Linked DNA regions of Homo sapiens: regions 2, 3, 4 and 5 are each linked to region 1. Evidence: chromatin contacts called from ENCODE Hi-C or POLR2A ChIA-PET data. All regions are on one chromosome and are shown on one strand. Each heading gives the region's core, a stretch centred on a gene start or an enhancer-like site at or near the end of the contact. The rest is flanking DNA. Distances are from core to core; before and after follow the strand shown. Region 1 holds the start of KIF22 (kinesin family member 22). Region 2 holds the start of STX4 (syntaxin 4). Region 3 holds the start of BCL7C (BAF chromatin remodeling complex subunit BCL7C). Region 4 holds the start of KAT8 (lysine acetyltransferase 8). Region 5 holds the start of FBXL19 (F-box and leucine rich repeat protein 19).

Region 1 (5,240 bases), core at 846-3,345:
CAGTGTAAGTTACCAGTCATGATGAATTTCCTTCACTTCCTACAAAACTCCAAGTTCTCTTGCACCTTTGGATTTTTGTCCACGTTAATCTCTCTCCCTAGAATATCTGCATTGCTCCCCACCCCACCCTGGAGTGACTAAGGTAAACACATTTTAACTCCTCTTAAAAAACAAAACCAAAAACCCTTTCCTGGTAGACACTAAGGCTTTATCAGGTGCAACCACAGCTCATGTTAGCCCCTCCATAAGCATTTGTCACACCCCACTATTGCGTGTTTGTCACTTTCTCCACCTGACTGCCAACTGTGAGAACAAGTTTTATCCTGCTCACCTTTCTAACCCCAACACCTGGCGCAGAGTAGGCCCTCAAGAAGTATTTGCTGAAAAAAATTAAGATTTAGTGAATAAACTACTAATCACTGGCTTGTTCATTTCCATCATGAAAATGGCTCACGGCCATTCCTGCCCCAGGGCTCACAGTCCAGGGTAGGAGGGAAGAGGGGAGGGCCACATGTAAACAATTATTTACTGCACAAGAGTCTAGCCCTTTCATGATAAAAGCAACCTTGAGCTTGGACCAGGCTAGCAATTATTAATTTTCCCTTCTTTCACAATTCCTAAATTTCATTCACTCTTCTCCCTTTTATTGATGAGGAAATTGAGCTAAGAGAGCATCTTACATCATAAATAAGAAAACACTTGCTGTTCTTGTCTTCTTAGTCAAGGCCTGGCAAACTCCTATCCAACCTTTGAAACCCATCTCAAGTATCATTCACTCCCTTAATGAAGTCCTCCCAGAATACTCAAGGGCTTACTTCAGATTCCACACCCTCAGTTTATACACATCTCTCATTGTGTTTCGTATTACATCTACGTATGTGACACTCTATTGAAACAGACTGTAAATTCCTCGAGGAAGGGACATTATTCATTCAGGCATTTTCATATCTACCATGCACCGGACACAGTGCATCTTCGAAGGGTAAGGGGAGACTGTGCTCAGCCAGCAGGGATAACATGTACTTGGGCATAATGGTTAAGAGCAGAGGTTCTACACTCAGACTCCTTGAGAGCGAATTCAAGCCCCAATATTTACTAGTTGTGTTAACTCTGAACAAACTAACCTCAGTTTCCTGTGTAAAACAAAGACAGTAATAGTAACAACCTGATAGCATTGTGTGGACAATAAATGGTTCACCACCATAAAATGCCTACAACTGTGCCTGGCACATAGCAAGAGCTCTACATGTGTTAGGCATTCTCCTAAATGTCTGTTTCCCCACGAGGCTAACGAGGGCTCCAGTGAATTACTATGGCGCTCACCATCATCACTAACGAGGATTAAGTCTCCGGGTTAGAGAGGCACATGTAAACAAATACTCACATACAAGATTTTGGGTGTCCTAACAGCCTTTCCAACCCTAAAATAGCATTCACTTCCATGCTAGAGTGAAAGGAAATTTTAGTCTTTTATTTCGTTTTCCTGTAATCGCAGAGCATCTTACGCTGCCAACTCAAACCCAGCAGCAGCCGGGTCTGTTCCTCAGCCCGTCCTCTTGCATCTCTCAGGGATGTCTCTGCACCCAAACACCATGTCCCACACAGAACCCTTCCCAATACACGCCTCCGGCTCCCTTCTTCTCGTCCTCGTGGCTAGAGCGTCCGCCACTCTTCTCTTGCTTATTCAGGTGATCTCCAGGGATGAGGCCATGACCCCCGTTTCACAGACGAAGAAACCGAAGCTCACAAAGAAAAAGTGCGCGGGGTTCAAGCCAAGAGCCTGGACCGGAGACCCGAGTCTACTGACCCAAGGGGAGAGCAGGAAACAGGGAGAAGGCAGGAGCCAGGCGGGGCGACCGGCTCGCGACCCCACACTCTCACCGTCCCCCTCTCCCCGCCCCTGCGCCATGGCCGCCTCTCCGCGACAACCCGCAGAGCCTGGACCACACTCCGACACATAACTCCCACTAAACTCCAGACGTCGGTACCCGCCTTGCCCAGGCCGGGCTCAAGTACCTGAGATCGCCGCCGCTGAAGCTGCCGCCATCTCGCGTCGCCTCTGCTGCGTCGAGCCGCCCGCGGCCATTCCACTCCCTCCTTGGGCCCGCCTCTCCCATTCGAATTCCCCGGTGCCCCGCCCCCTCTCCCAGGTTCCACCAATCAAGACTACGCGCCGCCGGAAGCTGCTGCGTGTGGGTCGCCACTATCCCGCCTTCCAGCGCTCGCCTCCGGGTCCCCAAGAAAAGGTTCCCCTGGTCAGGACGCATGCGCGCGCGTGGGCCGCGCAGCCGTTGATGTCTGGAAGCGCGCTGCGATACAAACCCCTACGCAGGGATGTTGGCGACGGTGGCCGCTGGGGGAGCTGCTCAGCGCCGCCCGGCACTGGGCTCCCTTTCCCTTTACTTTCTGCAGTTTCTTGCCTCCGTGGGTGGTTGGCGCGTCTGCGGAGCCAGGGTCGTTGTGTGGATCGTGGGACTGCAGCCCCAGCCAAAGGGCTATCACGTCTGGTCGGTTCTGTAGATCTGGGCCCCAGGGGCTGGACTCTGGGCAGTCACGTTGCAGTCGCTGCCTGCTGGGCCCAAGGCCACTGTAGGTCCCCTCGCGTCCGTGTCAGCCCAGGAGAGCAGCTTGGATGTTCCTGTCTTTATAACTTGGCACTCAGCACGTCGGCGAAGCGTGGAAAACGCTTAGTCTGTGATTCAGTCCCACTCACCCACGGTTCCGGTTCCCAGTCCTTAAGAGTACAGCAGTCCGTTGAGTAGCTCTCTGTCCTTTCTGAAGGGTTGGCTAGGGACGGTCATTCCACTTTTGAGCACCAGGTAGGTAGGGCCCAGGTTTAGACATTATGTTCCACCCTGTTGAACAACAAAACAAAACACGGGCCGGGCGCGGTGGCTCAGTCCTGTAATCCCAGCACTTTGGGAGGCTGAGGCGGGAGGCTCACCTGAGGTGAGGAGCTCGAGACCAGCCTGGCCAACATGGCGAAACCCCGTCTCTACTAAAAACACAAAAATTAGCCGGGGATGGTGGCACGCCTGTAGTCCTAGCTACTCGGGAGGCTGAGGCAGGAGAATCGCTTGAACCCGGGAGGTGTAGGTTGCAATGAGCCGAGATGGTGCCACCGCACTCCAGCCACGGCGCCAGAGTGAGACTCCGTCTCAAAACAAAAAACACAAATCTTAGATCAGTGTTTCTGAAACGTTTTGCCTTGGGATCCCACTACAGTTTTTAAAAATGAGGCCTCCAAAGATGTTTTGTGTATATGAGGGTTTTTGTTTTTTTGTTTTTGAGACGGGGTTTCACTTCCATCTCCCAGGCTAGAGTGCAGTGGCTCAATCTCGGTTCACTCCAACCTCTGCCTCTTGGGTTCAAGTGATTCTCCTGCCTCAGCCTCCCGAGTAGCTGGGATTACAGGTGTGCACCACCACGCTCAGCTAATTTTTGTATTTTTATGGAGACAGGGTTTCACCATGTTGGCCAGGCTGGTCTCAAACTCCTGACCTCAAGTGATCCACCCGCCTTGGCCTCCCAAAGTGCTGGGATTACAGGTGTGAACCACCAGGCCTGGCCGTATATACTGTGTGTGAAGTGAAACTAAATTAAAGTTGACATTAATGAATTTAAAAATTACAGTAAAAAACCCATAGACATAAAAAGGACATCTAAGTAGTGGTTGCCAGGGGATGGTGAGGGGCTGAGGAGCTGGCACTACAGCAATAGATATAACGAGTTTCTTTTGGGGGTGATGGAAATATTAAATATTTTGGAATGAAGTAGTGATGATGGCTGCGTAACGTAATAAACATACTAAAAACCAGAGAGGTGTGCACTTTTTTTTTTTGAGACATAGTCTCTCTCTGTTGCTCAGGCTGGAGTGCAGTGGCGCAATCTCAGCTCACCGTAACCTCCGCCTCCTGGGTTCAAGCAATTCTCCTGCCTCAGCCTCCCGAGTAGCTGGGATTACAGGCATGCACCACCGTGCATGGCTGATTTTGTGTTTTTAGTAGAGACGGGGTTTCTCCATGTTGGTCAGGCTGGTCTTGAACTCATGACCTCAGGTGATCCATCCGCCTCGGCCTCCCAAAGTGCTGGGATTACAGACGTGAGCTACCAAGCCCTGCCTAGACCTCCATCTCTTTTTTTTTTTGAGACGGAGTCTCGCTCTGTGGCCCAGGCCGGAGTGCAGTGGCGCCATCTCGGCTCACTGCAAGCTCCACCTCCCGGGTTCACGCCACTCTTCTGCCTCAGCCTCCCGAGTAGCTGGGACTACAGGCACCTGCCACCACGCCCGGCTAATTTTTTGTATTTTTAGTAGAGACGGGGTTTCACCGTGTTAGCCAGGATGGTCTTGATATCCTGACCTCGTGATCCACCCGCCTCGGCCTCCCAAAGTGCTGGGATTACAGGCGTGAGCCACTGTGCCTGGCCTACCTCCATCTCTTAAAAAATAAAATTAGCCAGGCATGGTGGCACACACCTATATTCCCAGCTACTTGGGAGGCTGAGGTGGGAGGATTGCTTAAGCCCAGGAGTTTGAGGCTGCAGTGAGCCGTGATGGTGCCACTGCACTCTGGCTTCAGTGACAGAGGGAGACCTTGTCTCAAAGACACACAAAAAAACTAGATTCTCATATCTGCTTCTGCATTCATGCTGTTGTGATGTCACATATAATATAGTATTTTGAATACTCCACTATATACTTGAGAAACAATGCAAGAGAAGTCAATTGGTATCTTAGTTTTATTATGAAAATAGTTTTGAACTTGTAGACCCACTGAAAGTGTCTCAGGGACTCCCAGAAGTCTCTGGACCATACTTTGAGAACATCTGACATTGGCAATTGGCAGTTTGGTCTTCCTTGCCTGTCAGAAAAGGCTGTTCAGTTTTCACATTTGTTGTCAACTCCAGATATTTGGTAAGAAACCTGCCAGAAATAGTGAAAAGAGCATAGATCAAGGAGATAGGGCTTCTATGTTTGAATAAACCATTTAGGTACAGGGCCTTGGTGCCAGGCTGCCCAGACCAGAGATTTAGCCTCTTTGTGCCTCCATTTCCTCAGATATTAAAAGGGAATAATGGTTGAAATACCTCCTAGGGTTGTTTTAAGGATCTGCATCTGGCTGGTAGAAATTAGGGTGGTTTGGCCAGGCGTGGTGGCTCATGCCTGTAATCTCAACACTTTGGGAGGCTGAGGCGGGCAGATCACCTGAAGTCAGGAGTTTGACACTAGCCTGGCCAAC
Region 2 (5,039 bases), core at 750-3,249, 1.2 Mb before region 1:
CTCATCTTGACTCCCAGAAAACATGTGTCCCAGCTGGGCATGGTGGCTCACGCCTGTAATTCAGCACTTTGGGAGGCCGAGGCAGGAGGGTCACCTGAGGTCAGGAGTTCGAAACCAGCCTGGCCAACATGGTGAAGCCCAGTCTCTACTAAAACTACAAAAATTAGCTGGGCATGGGGGTGTCCGCCTGTAATCCCAGCTATTCAGGAGGCTGAGGCAAAAAAAGAAAAGAAAACATGTGTCCCACAGCCAAGACTAGGTCTTGTCTGGGGTCACAGTAACTTCCTATTGAATGGAAGAAAATAAAGCAGGGTGTTATAACCGGACTGAGCATCAGGAGACCTGGCTTCCTGACCTTGAGCAAGTTCTTTCTCTCTCTGAGCTCAGTTTCCCCATTTGGAAAAGTCATCCAATTGGACTCCATGATCTCTGCAGGCCCTTCCTTCATACACCTGTCATCTAATACTTCATGAAACATTTGCTGAAATGTCCTCATTTCTGAGAAAAAAAACCCACCTGGGTTTTTCTCATTCTTGTGTTGACGGAGTTATAGTTCTCATCAGCTTCCTCCTTCTGGGGCTCTATGGCTGTGGGAAGACACAGGGGTATTGGGGGTACTTGTCTCCATAGGATTTTTAGGGAAATATAATTTATCATAAAATGACTAAGGCTGAGCCTCTAAGAGGAGAAAGTAAGTTTATTTTTCTTTGCATTACATCACTGAGTTCCCATAGGTATGCAGAGGCCACCTAACAAAACTCCATCTCCCTGCCCAAAGAATGCCCAGTGGGCAGCGATAACTGTGTAAGTAAATGGTTTCATTGTAAATAAAAGAACCTGAGAGGCGGACTTGTGCTGTGGAGAGTACAATGGCCTGGAGGCCAGGAGACAGATGCTAGACCCAGGCCTGCTGTGTGACCTGGATATATCACTGGCTTCTCTGGGCCACACACTCCCCAGATATACCAACAACAGGGCAGGATCAGAGGGAAGGATCTGTCTGAGGTCCCAGGAGCTCACCCTTCAGCTGCAGGCGGATCTCCCTCCCCAGCTGTTTGATCTCATCGCGCAGGTTCTGCAGCTCCTGCTTCATGCCTGAATAAGAGAAGGCCAAGACTCCCAAACAGCAGCCCCCACCTCAACAAACCACTCTGGCCACCACCTGCGTGGAACTACAACCCCCACAATCCCTGGGGCGGAGCATGCGCCCTGCAGCCGGGGTTTCACTCACTCTCCTCGGGAAGGGGCGTGGCCAGGATGGTGACCTGCTGTTTCTCCAACTCCTGGACTTTATTCCCCAGTTTGACAATAGTCTGCCGAATTGTCCGGACCTGGGGAGGGTGACCGAGAGGGCTGAAAGAGATATGGGGTACTCCAGACCACGCTACTCCTCGGGTCCTCCTACACCCTCGCGAATCCAGGCGGAGACCCCAGCCCCTTACCTTGTGGAAGAACTCCTCGTCCGGGCTCCCCAGCCGTGCCGTGCCCGGGTGCACCACCAGCGCGACCCGCTCCTTGTCCTCTTCGTCCGAGCTGTCATCCCCCTGCCAGGCCCGGAGTCATTGGCACCACCGTTTCGCTGCGGCTCTTACCCCGCAGGACCCACAGGCTTCCGGGACTTTCCTTCCTGGCCATCAGCCACCCCTCCCTATCCCGAAGACCAGAAGTCCTGCGTTCCAGTTCGTCCGCCCGTCCCCATCCCCGCTGCCCTGGCGTCTCACCTGTCTCAGCTCGTGGGTCCTGTCCCGCATGGCGGCCTGAGCTCTCCCTCCCCGGCGCCAGAGCCGGGAGGCCCTCAAATTTGGAATTCCCGTACCCCGCTCACACTCTGACACTCCCCTCCCTCCCCCTGCGGACCCCAACACCCCCACGAGCCGCCAGAGGCTCCGTCCCTTGCACCGCCCACAGTCAATGGGAAGGCGCCGACCCCGGGGACCCCCCAAGGTTCCACAGGTTGGAATTCCCTTTTCTTCCCCGCTCCAGCTCCCGCAGCCTCAGCCCCGCCCCTCCGTGATAAATTCGGGGCATGCGCACATGGTCGCGTCTCTTCCTTGCCCGAGGCTGGGAAGGTGGAGTCGGAAGTTGTTGCGCCCCGAGCGGAAGCGGAGATGCCTGGACGCGAGAACTTGCTACCGTCACCGGAACCGTTGCATCTTCCAACGGAAATCTGGTTGCCAAAAGGGGTAGGAATACGTCATTTGTACGTAATCCGAGACACCCGCATCTCACATCACCCCATGGTGCCCCCACCGCGTCACGTGACCAGCCCGGTCCCAAACTCGTGGACCGCAGAATGTGACCCTGTGACTGTCACGTGTCCCGGCTCTGTCACCGCCGTCTCTGGGACGCCGTTCTCATCACGACGTCCCCGGCACCCCAACGACCGAGCGACGCCCACACGGCCCCCGCGAGGTGGGGAGGGGCGCGCCGACCACCCCCAGAGGCCTTTCGAGGCAGTGGGTGGTAGGACCCTTGCTGACCTCGCCTTTATTGCTTTCGGGTCCAGGGCGTGGGCGGACTGACGACTTAGCATTTGGGGCTGTCAGCATCATGGGACCTTGAAAATCGGGAAATAATAGGATCCGAGTCGTCAGCGTCAGAAAATTGCAGGGTTGTGTGGGCAGGGAATCTGGGGGTGGGAAGTGACCTCAGCCAAGGCAGAAATCTCTTCTTCCGCATCCTTCTGGCGCAGCCTCTGACAGGTGGGCGGCCAGCCGGCGCCCTCCTTGAACACTGCAGCCCGGCTGCACTCACCACCTTGTGAGCCGTCAGACCATGTCAGGGCAGCTCAGGCTAAGAAAAGTGTTTGTATTGATCACGCTGCCTCCCTGCCACTCACACCCCCCAGCCCCTGCCTTGCATCTGAGGCCAGGTAATGACTTTGTTCTTAACTGAATCTGGGGAGTTCCTAGCCCAGTACCAAGAACATTACGGGCCCTCTATAAATACTTGTGGACAGAATTTCAGGCTTTCATGTATCTGAGGATAAAGCCCCTGGTTCCTTGGTCTTCTTTAGGCTTCAGGCTTTCTGACTGTGACACTTCTCTAATCCTGGCTATCTAGATATTCACTCATTTTTTATTTTTAAAAATTTTTACGAGATGCGGTCTCACTATGTTGTCCAAGCTGGTCTCTAACTCCTGGGCTTAAGCAATCCTTCTGCCTCAGCTTCCCAAAGTGCTGGGATTACAGGCATGCACCACCATGCACAGCAACATTCAGTCATTTAATGGATATTTTTTGGGCACATAGTATGGGCCAAACACTGTTCTAGGGCTGGAGATACATCAAGGACTAATAGACAAAAATTCCTGCACTCGTGGAACTTATATTCTCTAGAAGGAGTCCCCAAGGTCACTCAGCAAGTCTCAGCATAGCCGGGAATGAATAACAGGTCTCCTGGACCCCAGGGCTCTGTCCAGGAAGCTTCTGTGAAGGTACAAGCAAGGAAAGGAATGGACCCTTTCTGCTATGCCCTGGTCAGGAAACCTAGATTCCTGGGACTGAGTTGCTATGGACTTCTGGAAATCGCTTCCTGTCTCTAAGTGTGGATCTCCCTCTGCACAGTGGGTAACTGTAGGGGGATGGGGAGATCATCTTTATGGGTATCGGCTGCTCTAAACTTCAGTGATGATGAGGTTGGAAACTGTCAAGTGCTGTGTGATTCTATGTGAGGAGTTTTGGCTCTTCTCCTCTTCCTGTTAAAACCCAGCTCAGGCAGGGTGTGGTGGCTCATGCCTGTAATCCCAGCACTTTGGGAGGCTGAGGCAGGCAGATCACCTGAGGCCAGGAGTTGGAGACCAGCCTGGCCAACATGGCGAAACCCTGTCTCTACAAACATACAAAAATTAGCCAGGCATGATGGCAGGTGCCTGTAATCCCAGCTACTTGGGAGGCTGAGACAGGAGGATTGCTTGAACATGGGAGGTGGAGGTTACAGTGAGCTGAGATCACGCCATTGCACTCCAGCCTAGGTGACAGAGTAAGACTCTGTCTCAAAAACAAAACAAAACAAAAAAAAAAAACCCAGCTAGTAGGAGAGTGGTGCCCTGATGAACCCACAGAGGGAATGCAGGGTTTTTCCGGAGGCCAAGCCCTGCCCAGTGGTGTCCCCTGGAGATGATAAGGAAAGATTCTCTGCTCCTGGGTCTTTCATGTCAGCCTCTGCCTCTTCAGTCACTGCTGCTTGCCTCCTGCATCTTTTGTCCCCTGCCACCCGACCCCCTTCCCCCTCCTACTCTGTGTCTCTGAGTGGCACACGGTGGAAGGGCTCTTGGACCCCTGACTCATAGTCCTGCATGGGATCTTAAATAATGCATTACTTCTCTCTGGGACTCAATTTCCCCATTTGGCGGCTTGGTCCTATAATTTCTGCCTTGCCTAAGGTAGGACTTGAACACTATCAAGTGAGGTTAGGAAGGATGTGGAAGGGGCTGGAAAACTGTTGAGGGTACCCTCCCCTCTGGGCTTTTTTTTTTTTTTTTTTTTCTTCTCTTTGAGGTCAGGTCTGGTTCTGTCATCCAGGCTGGAGTGCAGTGGTGTGCTCTCAGGTTCAGTCAATCCTCCTGCCTCAGCCTCCCAAGTAGCTGGTACTAAGGCACGCACCACCATGCCTGGCTAATTTTTGTATATTTTTTGGTAGAGACTGGGTTTCGCCATGTTGCCCAGGCTGTTCTCAAACCCCTGGGCTCAAGTGATCCACCCACCTTGGCCTCCCAAAGTGCTGGGATTACAGGTGTGAGCCACTGTGCCCAGCCTCTCTGAGCTTTTAATACTGTGGGTTCCAGCGTCTTCTGGGCCCCCTGGTCCCATCTTCCTCTTTGTTTCTCAGCGTCTTGATGGCATGCCATCTTGGTCCACTAAACTTCTCAGGATTATAATATTATTTCACTTGTGGTCTCTGGGTGAGATCGCAGGGCTTTGGAATGGTGACTTAAGGTCACAGGAAGCTGGACTCCAAGCCTTGTGGTGGAATATGGAGAGGAAAGAGGCCATTTAGAGAGATTGGCGCTGGGGGTGGAGCTCTCCAGAGCTGAGCC
Region 3 (5,474 bases), core at 2,593-5,092, 1.1 Mb before region 1:
CACTGCACTCCAGCCTGGCAACAGAGAAAGACTCCATCCCAAAAGAGAAAGAGAGAGAGAGAGAGAGACGGAGTCTTGCTCTTTCGCCCAGGATGGGGTGCAGTGGTGCAATCTTGGCTCACTGCAGCCTCGACCTCCTGGGCTCAAGCGATCCTCCCGCCTGGGTCTCCTGTGTAGCTGGGACTACAGGCATGCGCCACCATGCCCGGTTAATTTTTGTATTTTTTTGTAGAGACAGGGTTTCGCCATGTTGCCCAGGCTAAAAATGCATAGAATCTTATGGGACCTCCATTGTCTGTGCGGTCCACCTGTTGACCAAATGTTGTTATGCAGTGCATGACTGTACTGCCTCCTCAGTGAAGCCTCCAGAATCACTTCTCCTTTATAAACGAACTCCTTCCTTTGACTTAAGGCCATTTGCATGAGTTCCAGGGTAGCTCTTTTAACGGCTTTTCTGTGTGTATCTGCCTTAGCCTGAGAGCCCTTTGAAGACAGGGCTTACATATTTCTACCTCAGTGACTGCTAGTGGACTTCAACATCATCGAAGTACAGAACTTCATATCAAAATGTGCCTTGAAGGCCCATTTTACAGATAGGGAGACTGACTTCCATTTCCATTTCTCTCCCTGATGCCCCATCCATGCAAGGCGCTGGCCTGGCTAGTCAGCGAATCAAGGTCCGCAAGAGCCAGTGTCTGGCGCCCCGGGAGGGACTCCATTTCCCGAAACGCACAGCGCGCGCCCGATGCGTGCTGGGGAATGTAGTCCTGACCCGGTGCCCCGCCCCCGCCCCACCCCCGAAGTTTCCCAGCACCAGTCGCGATCCTCAGCAGCCCAGACTTTCGTCTCCTGTTGTCACTCACTACTTCCTGTGACTCCAAGACTGCCTTCCCTTACTCTACCCCTTCCTTCAGCCCCCCAGCTCTGATTCTTTCCCGAGACTCAGTGGACGCAGGGGTCCTGCCCCAGCCCCGACCCCAGTCCTCCCCCTGGGTGTACTCGAACCGGTGATCTAAGCCCTGAGCCCAGGTCCCTGAAACCTCAGCCCCAGGCCTCCTCTAAACCCTAGCGCCTGCTGTTTCTCACAACTCACCCGCTCACTCGTTACCTGACACCGGAGCCCTGCCCTTCCCCGCCAAGGCCGCTCCCCTCCCGGACCCGGGGGTGGCGGAAACCCAGACCCCCAGCTCCCAATCCCTCTGACTCCTGCGCCCCTCAGCGACCCGGCGTCCGGTCCCTCAGCCCCTTACCCAGACTTCCCTCCCTCCGGCTCATGCTGGCCCCTGGCTGATCCCGGCTCCCTTCACGCCCCCCTTTCGAGGGGGGAGAAAGGGGAAAGGGCTGGGGGCGTGGCCCGGGCGCAGCCAATCAGAGCCCAGACCCCAAACATTTCATCCTACCCCCCCTTTTGAGACAGGATTCCTTGGCCCTGAGCTCAGCTCCTCGTCCGTGGGGCCTAGTGGGGGAAGGGGCCCGAGGGGGAAGGCAAGTTGTCTGCCGGGTGGACAGGACCTCGGGGCTGGGGGTGTCAGGGCCTGGGAGGCAGCCCAATGTTCTGCCGCGGGCTCAGGCTTGGACCTGAGGCAGCGGCTGCTTTGGGTGTAAAGCTGAGGAGACAGGAGAGGGAACTGCCGGACTGGCAGGACAGGAATGCGCAGGCCCTCTCTCTAGTCTGGGGCGCGGCTTGCGAGGGAGGCTACGATGGGGGCCGTCAGGCTTGGGGCATGTTTGTCCAGACATACATCTCCTGGCCTATCTTAGATGGCTTCCAATCTCATTGTCACACCCACCAGGAGGGAGACAGATACACTGCTCTCCTCTTCTTAGCAGGCCTAGTAACAATCACACCCCGCCCCCCACCCCCAGGAGAACAAGCTACAGAGACCTGGACAGGAAGTCACACCCATACGTCAACCCCATTAACCTGGTGTAGACGGAAAGGAAGGCACATAGGGATGATCCATACTTGGTTTCTGGCCCCCGCGAGGGGCTCGCGGTCTGTCGAGGAAGCCCATAGACAACAGAAGCTAATGGGGTTTGTGAATGAAGACGAGGAGGCCCGTGTGTGTGTGCGCTTGCGTGTGTCTGCGTGTGTGCGTGCATGCGGACGTGTGTGCGTGTGAGCATGCGTGTGTGCGAGTGGATTTGTGTGCGTGTGAGTGTGCAGGTGTGCGCGTGTGTGCATGTGCGCGTGCATGTGTGTGCGTGTGTTCGTGTGAGTGGGTGTGTGTATTGCCGTGAGCAATTGCTGGAATAAAAGAAGAAAGAGTTTAACTGGAGAGGGCACAGCAGATAGAATTGAGCCAGACAATTGGTAGGGCCCACAATCACATGTGTATTAACTGTAAATATTTATTGGGCATTTACCATGTGCTGGGCACTGTTCTAAGAGCCATATGCACATTAACTAACTCCTGTGTTATAGATGCGGAATAGAGAGAAGTGACTTGTCCAGGGTAACACAGTTAGGTGTGGCACAACTGGGATTTTACCTAAGCAGCTTGGCTCAAAAAAATGCTGTCTTAACCATGCTCCTAACCCCTTATACCCTTAACCTCTGGACATGGTCACGCCCAAATTCACAGACACAACAGCCACACCTTGAAACACACACACACACACAACAGCAGCACAAATTTTGACATGGTCTTATCTGCTGACAAGCCAGCCTCAAATAAAGTCAACAAAGACACACTCATTTTATTTAAGTAATGTACATTTTATTTAAGTCATGTGATGGATTTTCACAGAATACATATGCCCAGGGAACCAGCACCAGATTACACAACAGAACTGGATCAGCTCCCAGAAGCTCTCCCCTCGTCCCCTCCCAACCCTAAGGGCGATCACTATCTTGACTTTGGTGCACTATAAATTAGTTTTGTCTGGTTCTGAACGTAATACACCTGGAACCATCTAGTATGTACTGTTGCATTTGGCTTCTGTCACTCAAGATTTCATCATGCGACTTGTCTATGTTGCTGTGTGTAGCCGGGCATGTCAATCCCGTTGCTGTGTCTATGTGCATGGTAGTGAGTAGGGCATCATTCATTTTCCATTCTGTTGATGGGTTATTTCCAGTTTGGGGCTGTTATGAAAGGGCTCTGAACATTCCCATGCACCCTCTTGATGCTCACACCTACACATTTCTGCTGGGTGTTGACAGCCTAGGAGTGGAACTGCTGGATCACAGAGGTGGCATATGTTCGGCTTCATTAGAAAACTGCCAGTTTTCCAAAATGTCTCTACCAATTTACACTCCCCCAGAAATACAAGAGAGGTCCAGTCGCTCTACTTTCTCGCCTCCACACGGTGCGGTCTTTTTCACTTTAGCCATTCTGGTGGTGGAGACCCACTCGTATTCGCAGCGCCTGGAGCGTAATTGGCACTCAGTTAACAAGACTGTTGAATGAATGGATGACTGAGTAAGTTGGGCGGTGTAGACCAACAGCCTGGCGAGGGCGGACACACGCACGCACTCCACACACAGCGTTTCGCGGACACCCACCGCGGCTCACGCAGCGCAGGACACAGACCCTGTCGCGCACCCCGCGCCCACGTGGTCTGAACACACGGCCTCGGCCCTGCCTCGCGCGTCCGGTCGCAACTCCCGCTCTCCGTCCCCAACTCGCGCGTCCGTCCCCAACTCCCGCTCTCGGCGGCGGGCAGGGGGCGCTGAGCGTCCAGGCGCTCCAAGGGGGCGGGCCCGGGTCGGGGCGGGGCCGGCCGGGCTTCCAGGCCTGGGCTCTGGCCGCCCGCGCCACCGGGCCGCTCCGGGGACAGGCCGGGGCGGGGCGCGGCGGCAGGAAACGGGGCGGGGACTTGCGGAGGCGTTGGGGACGAGAGAGGGCGCGGCCAACTCCAGGGGGGACGGCAGGCCGAGAGCGCGGCGCCCGGGCCTGGCGCGGAGCCTGAGCCCGCCGGACGGGAGGCGGCCCCGCCGCGGGCTCGGCCCCGGCCCCAGCCCCGCCAGCATGGCCGGCCGGACTGTACGGGCCGAGACCCGGAGCCGGGCCAAGGATGACATCAAGAAGGTGATGGCGACCATCGAGAAGGTCCGGAGATGGTGAGCGCTGCTCGGGGGCCAGGGACGGGACACAGCGGGACCACCAGCACCAAAGGCGTCTACGCTGCCCTCGCCAGCTCTGGGCCCCGGGTGTTCGGTGTATCTCCACCCACTAGCTTTGCCCTGGATCCACAGGGCTCTGTCCCCGTTCGCCTGGCTACTCCTGGGGGTCTACAAAGCGTGATCCCCAGCCGTGTCCTCCCAGAGCGGGAGCCCCCTCTTGTGCCCCGCCCCCTAAAGCTTTGACACCCCTCCTGCAGGTGCGCCCCAGGATCTGCAGGGCTCTGATCCCGGGCCAGGCCCATAGCCACGCCCCCCATGTGTGCCCCAGGGGTCCGCAGAGCCAGGGCCCCAAATCATATCCTCTCTCTAGAGGCACCCACCGCCTATGCCCTGGGGTTTGCAGGACTCTCTTCCTCCATGTAACTATGCCCCATTAGCAAAACTGTTGCTATCCTCCTGTGCCTCCTCAACCTCTGCAGGTACCCCCAGATGTGTCCAGCTCCTAGGGGGGTGGGTCTCCCCTCAGGCCTCTCTGACCCAGCCCCCCACCCTCCCACAGGGAGAAGCGATGGGTGACTGTGGGCGACACTTCCCTTCGTATCTTCAAGTGGGTGCCAGTGGTGGATCCCCAGGAGGAGGTGAGCAACCCCCATTCCCACAAGGCCCTGCATCTGTGCAACCTCAGGCAAGTTCCTCCCCACGCTGACCTCTACCTCCAGCTCCCCGAGACCTCAGATGCAGCAGGACAGACGGGAACCATCATTAGCAGCTCCTCCCCTTTTGCCCTCTTTTCTGCTCCACACCCCCTGAGTTTGAGCCCTTTTGCTTCTCAGTGCCTCAGTTTCCTTAGGTGTATGGTGGGGCTTTCCAAGAGCTCTGACCCTAATCCTCTAACCCCCAGGAGCGAAGGCGGGCAGGTGGCGGGGCAGAGAGATCCCGTGGCCGGGAACGTCGGGGCAGGGGCGCCAGTCCCCGAGGGGGTGGCCCTCTCATCCTGCTGGATCTTAATGGTAGGTAGGGATCCTGAAACGCGGGGGGCTGTGGGGACTGAAGGAGTGTACTAGGGATCTCAGGCCAACCATCTCGGCTCTTGCTCCCGCAGATGAGAACAGCAACCAGAGTTTCCATTCGGAAGGTTCCCTGCAAAAGGGCACAGAGCCCAGTCCTGGGGGCACCCCCCAGCCCAGCCGCCCTGTGTCACCTGCCGGACCCCCAGAAGGGGTCCCTGAGGAGGCTCAGCCCCCACGGCTGGGCCAAGAGAGAGGTAGGACCAGGTACCTCCCAGGAGCTCTCTCCTCTAAGTCCTGTCTTCTCCAGAGTCTAACCTACCAGCTCATCCCTATACCTGCTCCCCGTCTTGTGCACCCTCCTCAAGGCGCCTTCCGACTCCTGCAGAATCTCCCTG
Region 4 (5,484 bases), core at 337-2,836, 1.3 Mb before region 1:
TGAATCCGGGAGGCAGAGATCGCAGTGAGCCAAGATGGCGCCACTGCACTCCAGCCTGGCAACAGAGAGCGATTCCATCTCAAACAAACAAACAAAAAAAAATACACAAAATTCCAGCTCCCTACTTCCTAGCTATGTGTAACTGAGCAAGTTATTCCATCTTTCTGAGCCTCAGTCTCTTCATCTGTGAAAAGGGATAACAGCTGGGCACAGTGGCTCATGCCAGTAATCCCAACACTCTGAGAGGGTGAGGTGGGAGGATCACTTGAGCCTAGAAGGTCTAGGCTTCAGTGAGCTGTCATCGTGCCACGGCAATCCCACCTGGGTGACAGAGCGAGATCCTGTCTCAAAAAAAAAAAAAAAAAAAAAGACAAAAGGGATAATAGTACCAACCTTAGAAGGTGAATTAATGCCTCCAAAATTTTTAGCAGCGCACCTGACAATTAGCAGAGCATTCAATAAATGAGTAAGGCAACCACTACGTGTCTGGCCCTATGCTGTGTTGTTGCCGGGTACAGAGGACACAGTGATGAATCACAAGAAGTGCTGCCCTCCAGAAGTTCCCAGTATGATGGAGGAAGACAGAGAGAGAAAATTACAACATAATGTTACAAAAACTATGACTGAGGTAGGAAAAAAATGTTGCAGGAACATAGAGAAGGGAACCACTCACTTTGCCTGAAGGGGAATCAAGGATGACATCACAAAGGATATGAAGCTAAGAGGATGAGTAGGAGCTAGGCAGGCAAACAAGGAGAAAGGGAAGAAAAAGCATTCCAAGCAAAGGGCACAGGTGGTAAAGGGCGTGTGGTCTTCAGAGGGCACAGTGTGTTCTGGCCTGGCAATGCCCTTTCCTAGTGTTGGCTAGAAACTGGAGAGGTCACAAAAATGAATGCCACCCTAAGGAGTTTGGGGTTAATTTTGAAAATGAGAGAAGGCAGCAGAACTTTAGGAAAGGGAAGCCTGTTGTTTCTGGAAGGTCTTCTCTCTGCGGATGGCTGCCAGGGACAAATGGAAAAAGAAGACGCAGAGACAAGAGAGGGTGAGGAAGCAGCGTTAGCAAGAAAAAGGAATGAAGCCTAAGACTGGGCAAGGAAGTGGAATGGGAACAATCCTGGTGAAGGCCTGAGCGGTGGGTTTGTAGGCGTCGCTCGGCATAATTCAAGGTCAACAGCCTCCCACAACCCGGCTGGTTTCTCAGCGCCCGGAACGCGGCGTTCTTTCCTCAAGCCCCGCCCCTCCTCCTCTCCACTCCCAGCCCCCGGATCTTGGCCTCACTGACAGCCTGTCCTCAGGCCCCGCCCCACCCCCTGGCCCTGAGCTCCGCCCCGCCCCCAGCCCTGGGCCCCGCCCTCACGCCAGGTGCTATCCGGTCGCCGGCACAGGTACGTTTCTCCGATCTCCACCGTGACTTCCGGCTCGCCGCGCGCCGGGGTCGGCGGAGAGACGCGGCCCGGGGATGGGGCGGTCCCCTCAGCGGCCGCATTCTCCCCGGGCCCGGGCTCGCCCTCCCCCGCGACCCCTGAAGTCCCCGCCGCAACCGCCGCAGCAGCTCCCTGTGCCGCCATCGCGGGAAGGGAAGTGACGCCAGAATCGGACGCCACGCAGTTCTTTTGGCTCCGGGTCAGCAGTGCGTGGGGCGGGCTCCTCAAGGTTTGAGGGCGGGGTCTGTGATGTAGCAGGAGCCGATTGGCTTCTGTGGCCGTCCCCGCGGCCCCGCGAGTTGGATGTTGAGTGTGCGGCAGTCTTGGAGCTCCTGGTTTTCCGTGCGGACCTGTGGCTGCAGCCTATGGGTGAGGAGAGGAGACAGACTTACCTCATGCGATGACTCAACTCAACCTTTTTTTAATTTATTTATTTATTTATTTATTTATTTATTTTGAGACGGAATCATGCTCTGTCGCCCAGGCTGGAGTGCAGAGGCGCGATCTCGGCTCACTGCAACCTCCGCCTCCGGGTTCAAGCGATTCCTCTGCCTCAGCCTCCCGGGTAGCTGGGACTGCAGGCGCGCGCCACCACGCCCATCTAATTTTTGTATTTTTAGTAGAGACGGGGTTTCACCATGTTGTCCAGGATAGTCTTGATCTCTTGACCTCGTGATCTGCCAGCCTCAACCTCCCAAAGTGCTGGGATTATAGGCGTGAGCCACCGTGCCCGGCCAGCTGAACCTTTTTAAAGGCCCTGGTACCTGCGGAAGCCAAGATGTGCCAATTTTCAGCGGGCGCTGCCCCCACTTTAACAGGGCAGAGCCAGAGCGGCCGCCCTGGTGGCCTGGAGCCGCACACTCGCGCTGGCCTAATGTCGCTCCCCGCCCCCCCCCCTTTTTTTTTTTTGAGATGGAGTCTCGCTCTGTCGCCCAGGCTGGAGTGCAGTGACGCGATCTCGGCTCACTGCAGCCTCCGCCTCCCGGGTTCAAGCGATTCTCCTGCCTCAGCCTCCTGAATAGCTGGGATTACAATCGCGCGCCACCACGCCCGGCTATTTTTTGTATTTTTAGTAGAGAGAGGGCTTCACCCTGTTGGCCAGGCTGGTCTCGAACTCCTGACCTCAGGTGATCCGCCCGCCTCGGCCTCCCAAAGTGCTAGGGTTACAGGCGTGAGCCACCGTGCCCAGCCAGTGCCCCATTTTTGAAGGTTGAAGAGACTACTTCCCCTATTTGGGATACAGTTGGTGCGGGGAAAGCAGAACGGGTGTGTCCAGGGACAGGCCATAATTCACCCTCACAGGATAAAGTCTAAAGAAAGGACGAGTTGGGCGGGGCGTGGTGGCTCACGCCTGTAATCTCAGCACTTTGAGAGGCCGAGGCGGGCGGAGATCGAGACCATCCTGGCTAACACCGTGAAACTCCGTCTCTACTAAAAATACAAAATTTAGCCGGGCGTGGTGGCACGCACCTGTAGTCCCAGCTACTCGGGAGGCTGAGGCAGGAGAATCGCTTGAACCCGGGAGGCGGAGGTTGCAGTGAGCCGAGATCCCGCCATTGCACTCCAGCCTGGGGACCAAGAGCCAGACTCCATCTCAAAAAAAATAAAAAGGCCGGGTGCGGTGGTTCACGCCTGTAATCCCAGCACTTTGGGAGGCCTAGGCGGGTGGATCACGAGGTCAGAAGATCGAGACTATTCTGGCTAACACGATGAAACTCCGTCTCTACTAAAAAAAAATACAAAACAATTAGCCGGGCGTGGTGGCGGGCCCCTGTAGTCCCAGCTACTCGGGAGGCTGAGGCAGGAGAATGGTGTGAACCCGGGAGGTGGAGCTTGCAGTGAGCTGAGATCACGCCACTGCACTGAGGGTTCTGTGAGAGTCAGTAAAGGTTAAAGCCATTTATATGTGTATGGTCCAACCATACACAATCGGCCCTCCATATCCGCATGTCCCACCTTTGGAGATTGAACGAAGAGCGGGTTGAAAATACAGTGTTGAGGTATGGTGGCTCACACCTGTAATCTCGCACTTCAGGAATCCAAGCAGGAGGATCGCTTCAGGCCAGGAGTTCAAGACCAGCCTGGGCAGCATAGAGACCTCCTTTCTACTAAAAATTTGGGGGAAAAAAAAAATTAGCTGGGCCTCGGGGCCCGCACCTGTAGTCCCACCTACTCAGGAGGCTGAGGCAGAGGGATCGCTTAAACCCAGGAGGTCGAGGCTGAGTGAGCTATAATCCCTCCACTGCACTCCAGCTTGGGTGACAGAGACCCTGTCTCAAAAAAAAAGGGGGGAAAGAAAAGGAGGCTGGGCGCAGTGGCTCACTCCTGTAATCCCACCACTTTGGGAGGCCGAGGCAGGCAGATCACCTGAGGTCGGGAGTTCGAGACCAGCCTGACCAACATGGAGAAACCCCATCTCTACTAAAAATACAAAATTAGCCAGGCGTGGTGGCCGCATGCCTGTAATCCCAGCTACTCGGGAGGCTGAGGCAGGAGAACCGCTTGAACCTGGGAGGCAGAGGTTGTGGTGAGCTGAGATTGTGCCATTGCACTCCAGCCTGGGCAACAAGAGTGAAACTCTGCCTCAAAAAAAAAAAAAAAAAGACTGGGCGCGGTGGCTCACACCTGTAATCCCAGCACTTTGGGAGGCCGAAGCAGGTGGATTACTTGAGGTCAGGAGTTCAAAACCAGCTTGGCCCACATTGTGAAACCCCGTCTCTACTGAAAATACAAAACAGTCAGGGGTGGTGGCGTGTGCCTGTAATCCCAGCTACTTGGGAGGCTGAGGCAGGAGAACTGCTTGAACCCAGGAGGTGGAGGTTGCAGTGAGCCGAGATCGCGCCACTGCACTCCAACCTGGCCGACACAACAAGACTCCATCTCAAAAAAGAAAAAGAAAAAAGAGGGAGGAAGGGAGGAAAAGAAAAGGAAAGGAAAGGAAATATTGTAAGGATGCAGAACCCACAGATCTGAAGAGCTGACTTCATATCTGCTGTTTGGCAGGGCCAACTGTAGGACTTGAGCGCCTGCAGATTTCGGTATTCACAGGCGGTCCTGGAACCAATCCCCAGCAGTTAAGCATGTATAACTATCAATCATATAACTATGTAACGGTTGAACTATCCGTCTTAGCAATATACAAGTGTATTGCAAAGTGCCAGACCGGGTAGGTACTCAGTAAACATTCCCTTTGGCTATTCTCTGAATCTTGTTTGATTTATAATGTGGTTATTGGGCTTGGAAACAATTCTGAGAGGAGTGGAATGCTCAGGGCCTGCGGATGGGTCTCTCAGAGGTTACAAATCAAGAAACATCCGACAGGCATGGTGGCTCATGCCTGTAATCCTGGCACTTTGGGAGGCTGAGGTGGATGGATCACGAGGTTGGGAGTTCGAGACCAGCCTGGCCAACGTGGTGAAACCCCATCTCTACTAAAAATAGAAAAATTAGCTGGGTGTGGTGGCACGCGCCTGTAATCCCAGCTACTCGGGAGGCTGAGGCAGGAGAATCGCTTGAACCTGGGGTTGGGGGGGGGTGGGGCGGAGGTTGCAGTGAGCGAAGATCCAGCCACTGCACTCCAGCCTGAGCAACAGATTGAGACTCCGTTTAAAAAAACAAAACGAAACAAAACAAACAAAAAAACAATGTAGGTGCTCCACCCAGATCCTCTGGGAGTTCTTGCTGTTTCTGTGTGCCCAGATTACCTTTGATGTGCTTTCAAAGACCCACACCAGCACCTGAGGCTCTTCTTAAAAAACCATCCTTAGGTTAATAGAGCTGTTCACTTTCCCAACTGACTTTAACCAGTGACTGCCAAGTGGAGAAATTAATCAGTAACTCTGAGGTTTAGCTCTCTTACCTTCAACCCTGAGGCATAATTGACTGGTTCTGGGCTTTTGCCTGAGGTCACATCCTTGCTTGGCTTCCTCCCCTTCCCCTTCCTACTTCCCCTACTCTGTTCTGGGAGCACTTTCTTAAGAAATCACGTGGACATGAATCCTCTCAGGGACTCCAACCAGAAACATCCCTTCCCAGCTCAAAACCCACTCATGGGCCAGCT
Region 5 (4,848 bases), core at 1,781-4,280, 1.1 Mb before region 1:
GGCAGAGTGGGGAGGGGGACGCAGGATGCAGCTGGCTCCTCGCGGCTGCTGGGGAGGGGCCGTGCTCTGGAGCCCAGGGAGGCTCAAAGGATGAGGAAGGCAGGGCGGAAACCCATGCTTCCCCGATCCCTACTGTGTGCTGGGCCTTGTGGTAGACACACTCGCATCCATGCCATTGTTTAATCTTTACAACTCAGCAAAGGAAACATTTTACAGAGAAGGAACCTGAGGTTCATTCAGCATGATTTGCTCAAGGTCACATAAAGGGTGAGCTTAGCCTCAAATCCAAGACCACCCTGGGTGAGGAAGAGGCCAGAGAAGGGCAAGACCTGTTGGAAGGGGGCCATCTCTGGGGATGGGCCCCCTCCTGCACAGAGACATCTTGGGGGGTGATAGAGCAGGGGCTGGGCATTCTGCGGGGGTGTGACTCTGAGAGCTGGGAAGAGCCTGAAAGTGGGGACTGGGTCAGATCCTTCTGTGCACCTGGACACTGCCCCCAGCTTGGAGCTGAGGACAAAAATGGATACTGACACAAACTAGTGAATGAAGGGAAGAAATGAACGAGTGAACAAACAGCCACTCCACAGTACAGGCTGGGAGGCAGTCACCAGCCATTCCAAGAAGGTATTGGGAAGGGTGGGCAGAGCCCAAAGGTGGGGGCAGAACTCACGGCAGTGCACTGCCGGAGCAGGCACGACTGCTTCATGCGCCCGGGCCCCCCGAACTTCTTCATGTCTCGGCAGAAGTGGCAATCCCCGCACTCAGTTCGCACACAGGCCCGGCAGCGGCGGCAGCGGGTTCGGCGTCGGCGCGCTCCGGCCCCCGGCCCCCGGCTGCTCGACGACATTGGGGGCGTCAGCAACGCCGAGGGCTGTAGGTGGATGGTGGCAGGGTCAGATGGGCCCACTGGGGCCCTGGCCTGGGAGACCCCTGACAGGTCCCTCCACCTACAGGCAGCTAGAGCCTGCCCTCTTCCTCAGGGGGACAAGGAGGTCACCCCCTTCTGTGTATCTGGGGGCCAATCCTCTACTCAAGGCCTGTCTCCCTGCAGCAGCTCAAGAGGAGCCCAAGAACTGCTTCCTGGCCTCGCTCCTCTACCGCCTCCTCAGGGTCCCTTCCCTAGCCCAGGGAGCAGGAGGGGACACCGAGGCCCTCTCCTCTGCCATCCCCACACCGGAGCTCCTTGGAAAGGCCAGGCACTCCTTGTCCGTGGTGTTAGCTTGGAGAGATCCCAACTCTTCCCCTGTTATCCGAGTGTAGAATATCCCAGGCTCTCCCCAACCTCAATCTGGGGTAAACTGCCCAGATTCACCTCCCAGATACCCAGAGATTCCTAGACGGAAGCTCCGGACTTTTCCTCCCCCCCGCCCCACCAACCTTTTCATCCACAGCAGCCATCCAATCTCTCTTCCCCTCAACCCAGTTATCCTCACCAGATCCAGCGAGATCCTTGCCCCCAAGTCCCTAACGATCTCCTCTGCCCACTAACTCCCCAGAGCTCTGACAGCCCTGGAGATGCTTCTTCAGAGACCCTTCTCAGCCCAAGATCTCAGCCCCTCTTGTTCCCCACAGGGTTCCCTCCTCCAGGACACCCTCCTCTTGGATCCCTCAGGTCCACCTGGGCAATCTCCCAAATTCCTTGGGATTCTAGAATCCAGCCTGACATCTTCCCAGAACTGAGGATGGGCTCAGTCCTAGGACCCCCAGCTTCCCGGGCTGCTTTCATCCCTAATCATCTAGAATCCCTTGGGCTCCCCCTCCCATGGAAACCAGATCCTCCAAGATCCCATGTGGAATTAGAAGCCTGGAGGGTCTCTTCCCAGTCAGTCTTACCCCAGATTCCCCCTTTCCGGGGACTTTCATACCCATCCATGGGGCTAAGGGGCCCTCCAGCGCTCCAGGGGAGGGGCCTGGAGGGCGGCGACTGCAGGCGGGGGTGGGGGCTTTCAAGGGGAAGCAGGGTCTAGGAAGGAGGGCCAGTTCCCCAGGGTGGAGAGGTCATAGGAAGGAGGGCTGGAGATGAGTTTGGAGTAGAGAGAGGGTGAGGCTGGGGGCGGGGAAGGTAGAGAGAGGCCGGGCTGAGGATGAATGGGAGTGGGCGCTGCCCAGGTCTGGGGGTGAGGAGGAGCCGCATGAACCCACCTCACACGTGTCCCGGGAGCCATCTCTCCCTTCTCGGCAGCTCCCGGCGGGTCGGCGGCCATCGGCGGCGGGGGGGCCGGGCGGCGCGGGGCGCGGAACGCTCAGAACGCCGGGGTCCACGGCCCCCCGAGGGCGCTCGGCCCCTCCCTCCGGCGGAGGCCGGGACGGCGGCGAGTGGAGATGGGGGGCGCCGGGGGCGAGGCCCTCCCACGGGCTGCGGCGCGGCCCTTCCAGGGGGAGGTCCTGCTCTGGGAGGCTCAGTCCCTCAGCCCCCCCAGGCCAACGGGGGCTCCTTGGGCGCAGGGTGCTCAGCTTCTGCCCGGGGCCCACTCAGTCCCGGGTCCGAGTCCCAGCTCCCCTCCCCCCACCCCGCCCCGCCTCTCCCCAGCGCCCCTGGCCCTTTAACTGGCCCCTTCCCGGACCCCACTGCCCAGGGGTCCAGTGCCAGGCCTGGGCCCCCCCCACCGTTTCCGGGGTTCAAGCCCGCCCACCGCCGGTTCCCGGGGAGGGGGGGGTCGCTGTAACCTGCCCCCCTCCCCTGGGCCCGCCCCTGGACTGCGACCCCCTGCCCTACGGCTGCGAGGCGAGCGGAGGGGGAGGTGAAGGAAGCTGCTCCGGCCCCGCCCCCCCCAGCCCGCGCGCACCCCCGACCTCTCCCCCTCCCCCAAGCGCGCGACCCTCGGGAGATAGGGATTTAAATAAAATTTGAATAAATCCCCCTCCTCAAGCGGGAGGGTGGAAGGAAAGGATAGAGGGGGAGAGGGAAAGGGGAAGGGGGCAGTTGGGGTGTCTCAGCCCCCCTGGTCCCCCAGCCCCGCGCTGCTACGGCCCGGGGCCCTGGCCGCCTCTCTCATCCCTCCTCAGCTCCTTCCTCCTTCCTCCTCTCTTCCCCCCTCCCCTCCCCTCCCTCCTCCTTCCCTCCTCCTCCTCCTCCTCCCCCTCTTTACTCCCTCCTTCTCCCAGAGGAACCCCGCCCCCTTCCCCCTCCTTCCTCCACCACCTCCACTTTCCAGGACGAACGCACGCAGGGCTCGACGGGAGTTGTAGTCCTGCGGCCACTGATGCTACGGGGGAACAATAGGACGCTGGGGACAGCGGGAACTACAAACAGGACGGCGGAGGGCGTGCCCAGCCGGGAGCCGAGGATGCCGGGAGTTAGAGTCCCGTTGCCCCGAGGCTCCCAGTTGCAGAACATCGAGAAGGAGAGGGAACGATGACTACAAACAAGATGGCCTTCTCCCCCGACCCGACCTCCTTCCCAGGCACTCACACGCCCTCCTGTCCACAACCCTCCGCGTGTGTGGTACCTGACGGGAGTCGCAGTCCATCTGCTGCCTTCCCGCTGCCATTTCTACTCGTCAGGAACAATGGAAAGGTGAAAAGGAAAGAGGACTACAAGCAAGATGGCGGAAGAGGGACATACACCTGACTAGTAGTCGATCTTACGAGGTGCGATGGGATTAGTAGTTTTATAGCCTTCCAGTGTTCCTTAAGAATGGCGGAACCAGGAGGACGAGGAGACTACCGTAAAGATGGCAGGCTACCTAGCCTCTCCCGGTCTCCGCTTTCCACCACCTTGGGCACCTCGCCCGCCTGTGGTCTCGAAATCCCCCCCACCAGTGGCGCACGGCCTGACGGGAGTTGCAGTCTCCCGGCTCCCGTCTATCATCTCAAGTCGAGACAATGGAAGGGGATGGGGCGGGGCCACCGGCAAAGATGGCGGCTGCAGGGCCGGGGCGACTGCGACATGGGATGTGTAGTCCAGGCGTCTGGCCTCTTCCCTGCGGAAATGAGGGAGAGGACTACGAAAAAGATGGCGACCTCGCCCCTCGACCTCTGCGCCGGTGCCTGCTGGGAAATGTAGTTCCTTGCCGAGTCCAACAGAGAAAGGACGTCGCTGTTGAAATGTGAATCCCGGCGGACACGCCAAATTGCGAGGCGACGGAAACGGAAAGACTCTTTTCTCCTCTCTCCGCCACCGGCTTCTGAACAGCCTGGCGGGAAATGTAGTCCCAAGCTTTCACTCGCGAGTGGAGGGGAAGGATTTATGTCACCAGTGGGGATCAGTGCGGGTGGGGGAGAAAAACGTCGGGCGATCCGGGAATAAAGAATGTCCGCCTCTCCATGGGGCGAGGACTTCGCGTTTCAGGGGAGGGCCCTTAAAGGAAGGCAGCAGGAATCAGTCTTGTCGAACAGGGGGGCGTGGTTCTCGTCGAGAGTGCATTCACACTCTTGTTCCCTAGAAAGCCTGGGCACCTCCCACTCGATTCCTGCTCCTCAGACCTCCGGGAATCAGTGTCTTACAAGACGTGCGGGCTCCGGGGAAAAGGACCTGGAGTCACAGCGAATCCCCGCCCCGCCCCGGGAAGCCACCAAACCTTGCTTTTTCTCATCTGCAAAATGGGGACAATGGGGATAATGATCCCCACCTCGAAGCACAGTTGTGAGTGTTAAACAAGCCAATGTTCTTGTCACCAAAGTGCCCAACTCTGGCACGGGGCACGCGGTGGTAGATCCCTTTCTAAGGTCCCTTCCAGCCCAGCCGTTCTGGGAGCCCAGGAATCCATGATGCCGGACAGAGTTCGCTCCTGTGAGAAGAAAACTGACCCGCAGGCTCCTCCCAGATTGAACCGACCCCCGCCCCTCCTCATCGGGGTCCTCCAGCGTCTGTTACCGAGCACTGCTCCCAGGGGGCGCTCAATCTCC

Evidence for each region. A loop is a pair of places that touch in the nucleus more often than their neighbours do. ChIA-PET counts read pairs that join two places held with the same protein, here RNA polymerase II (POLR2A). Pooled maps may share reads with other maps.
Region 2: a loop to region 1 is called in a pooled map, with 7 times the contacts of the local background. The contact joins the promoter of STX4 here to the promoter of KIF22 in region 1. A Hi-C loop is called at or near these places in 2 of 50 pooled maps. POLR2A ChIA-PET finds 5 or more read pairs at or near these places in 2 of 52 experiments (HEK293 and HEK293T).
Region 3: a pooled map shows a loop between it and region 1 (6-fold over the local background). The contact joins the promoter of BCL7C here to the promoter of KIF22 in region 1. A Hi-C loop is called at or near these places in 1 of 168 maps with a recorded cell type or tissue (Right ventricle myocardium inferior) and 4 of 50 pooled maps. POLR2A ChIA-PET finds 5 or more read pairs at or near these places in 2 of 52 experiments (HEK293 and HEK293T).
Region 4: a loop to region 1 is called in a pooled map, with 6 times the contacts of the local background. The contact joins the promoter of KAT8 here to the promoter of KIF22 in region 1. A Hi-C loop is called at or near these places in 1 of 37 single-sample maps with no recorded cell type and 4 of 50 pooled maps. POLR2A ChIA-PET finds 5 or more read pairs at or near these places in 1 of 52 experiments (H1).
Region 5: a pooled map shows a loop between it and region 1 (10-fold over the local background). The contact joins the promoter of FBXL19 here to the promoter of KIF22 in region 1. A Hi-C loop is called at or near these places in 3 of 168 maps with a recorded cell type or tissue (CD8-positive, alpha-beta T cell, Right ventricle myocardium superior and naive thymus-derived CD4-positive, alpha-beta T cell) and 11 of 50 pooled maps.

What each region holds. Positions count from the first base shown.
Region 1 is chr16:29,787,606-29,792,845 of GRCh38, reverse strand. It overlaps KIF22 (kinesin family member 22), which reads right to left and starts at 2,095. Exons shown (of 14, transcript NM_007317.3): 1 at 2,017-2,095. The coding sequence starts at 2,086. LOC105371167 (a long non-coding RNA gene) reads right to left here. Exons shown (of 2, transcript XR_950983.1): 2 at 4,723-4,924. RefSeq lists an enhancer at 2,285-2,684.
Region 2 is chr16:31,030,518-31,035,556 of GRCh38, reverse strand. It overlaps STX4 (syntaxin 4), which reads right to left and starts at 1,999. Exons shown (of 11, transcript NM_004604.5): 1 at 1,722-1,999; 2 at 1,443-1,544; 3 at 1,232-1,331; 4 at 1,021-1,095; 5 at 517-587. The coding sequence starts at 1,751. RefSeq lists enhancers at 1,141-1,651, 2,164-2,675.
Region 3 is chr16:30,892,445-30,897,918 of GRCh38, reverse strand. It overlaps BCL7C (BAF chromatin remodeling complex subunit BCL7C), which reads left to right and starts at 3,842. Exons shown (of 6, transcript NM_004765.4): 1 at 3,842-4,066; 2 at 4,629-4,707; 3 at 4,971-5,079; 4 at 5,172-5,333. The coding sequence starts at 3,975. MIR762HG (MIR762 host gene) reads right to left here. Exons shown (of 3, transcript NR_110942.1): 3 at 2,699-3,371. It overlaps MIR762 (microRNA 762), which reads right to left and starts at 4,016; the gene lies at 3,934-4,016. CTF1 (cardiotrophin 1) reads right to left here and starts at 1,305. Exons shown (of 3, transcript NM_001330.5): 1 at 1,251-1,305. The coding sequence starts at 1,275. RefSeq lists enhancers at 719-768, 1,632-2,135, 2,136-2,641, 4,385-4,714, 4,253-4,885 and a silencer at 3,525-4,004.
Region 4 is chr16:31,113,766-31,119,249 of GRCh38, reverse strand. It overlaps KAT8 (lysine acetyltransferase 8), which reads right to left and starts at 1,586. Exons shown (of 11, transcript NM_032188.3): 1 at 1,358-1,586. The coding sequence starts at 1,568. It also overlaps a transcript of BCKDK not described here. RefSeq lists an enhancer at 1,003-1,122 and silencers at 1,293-1,642, 1,542-1,768.
Region 5 is chr16:30,921,754-30,926,601 of GRCh38, reverse strand. It overlaps FBXL19 (F-box and leucine rich repeat protein 19), which reads right to left and starts at 3,030. Exons shown (of 11, transcript NM_001382779.1): 1 at 2,143-3,030; 2 at 671-871. The coding sequence starts at 847. It overlaps FBXL19-AS1 (FBXL19 antisense RNA 1), which reads left to right and starts at 3,333. Exons shown (of 1, transcript NR_024348.1): 1 at 3,333-4,848. RefSeq lists enhancers at 3,112-3,271, 3,312-3,401, 3,024-3,991, 3,432-4,251, 3,992-4,848.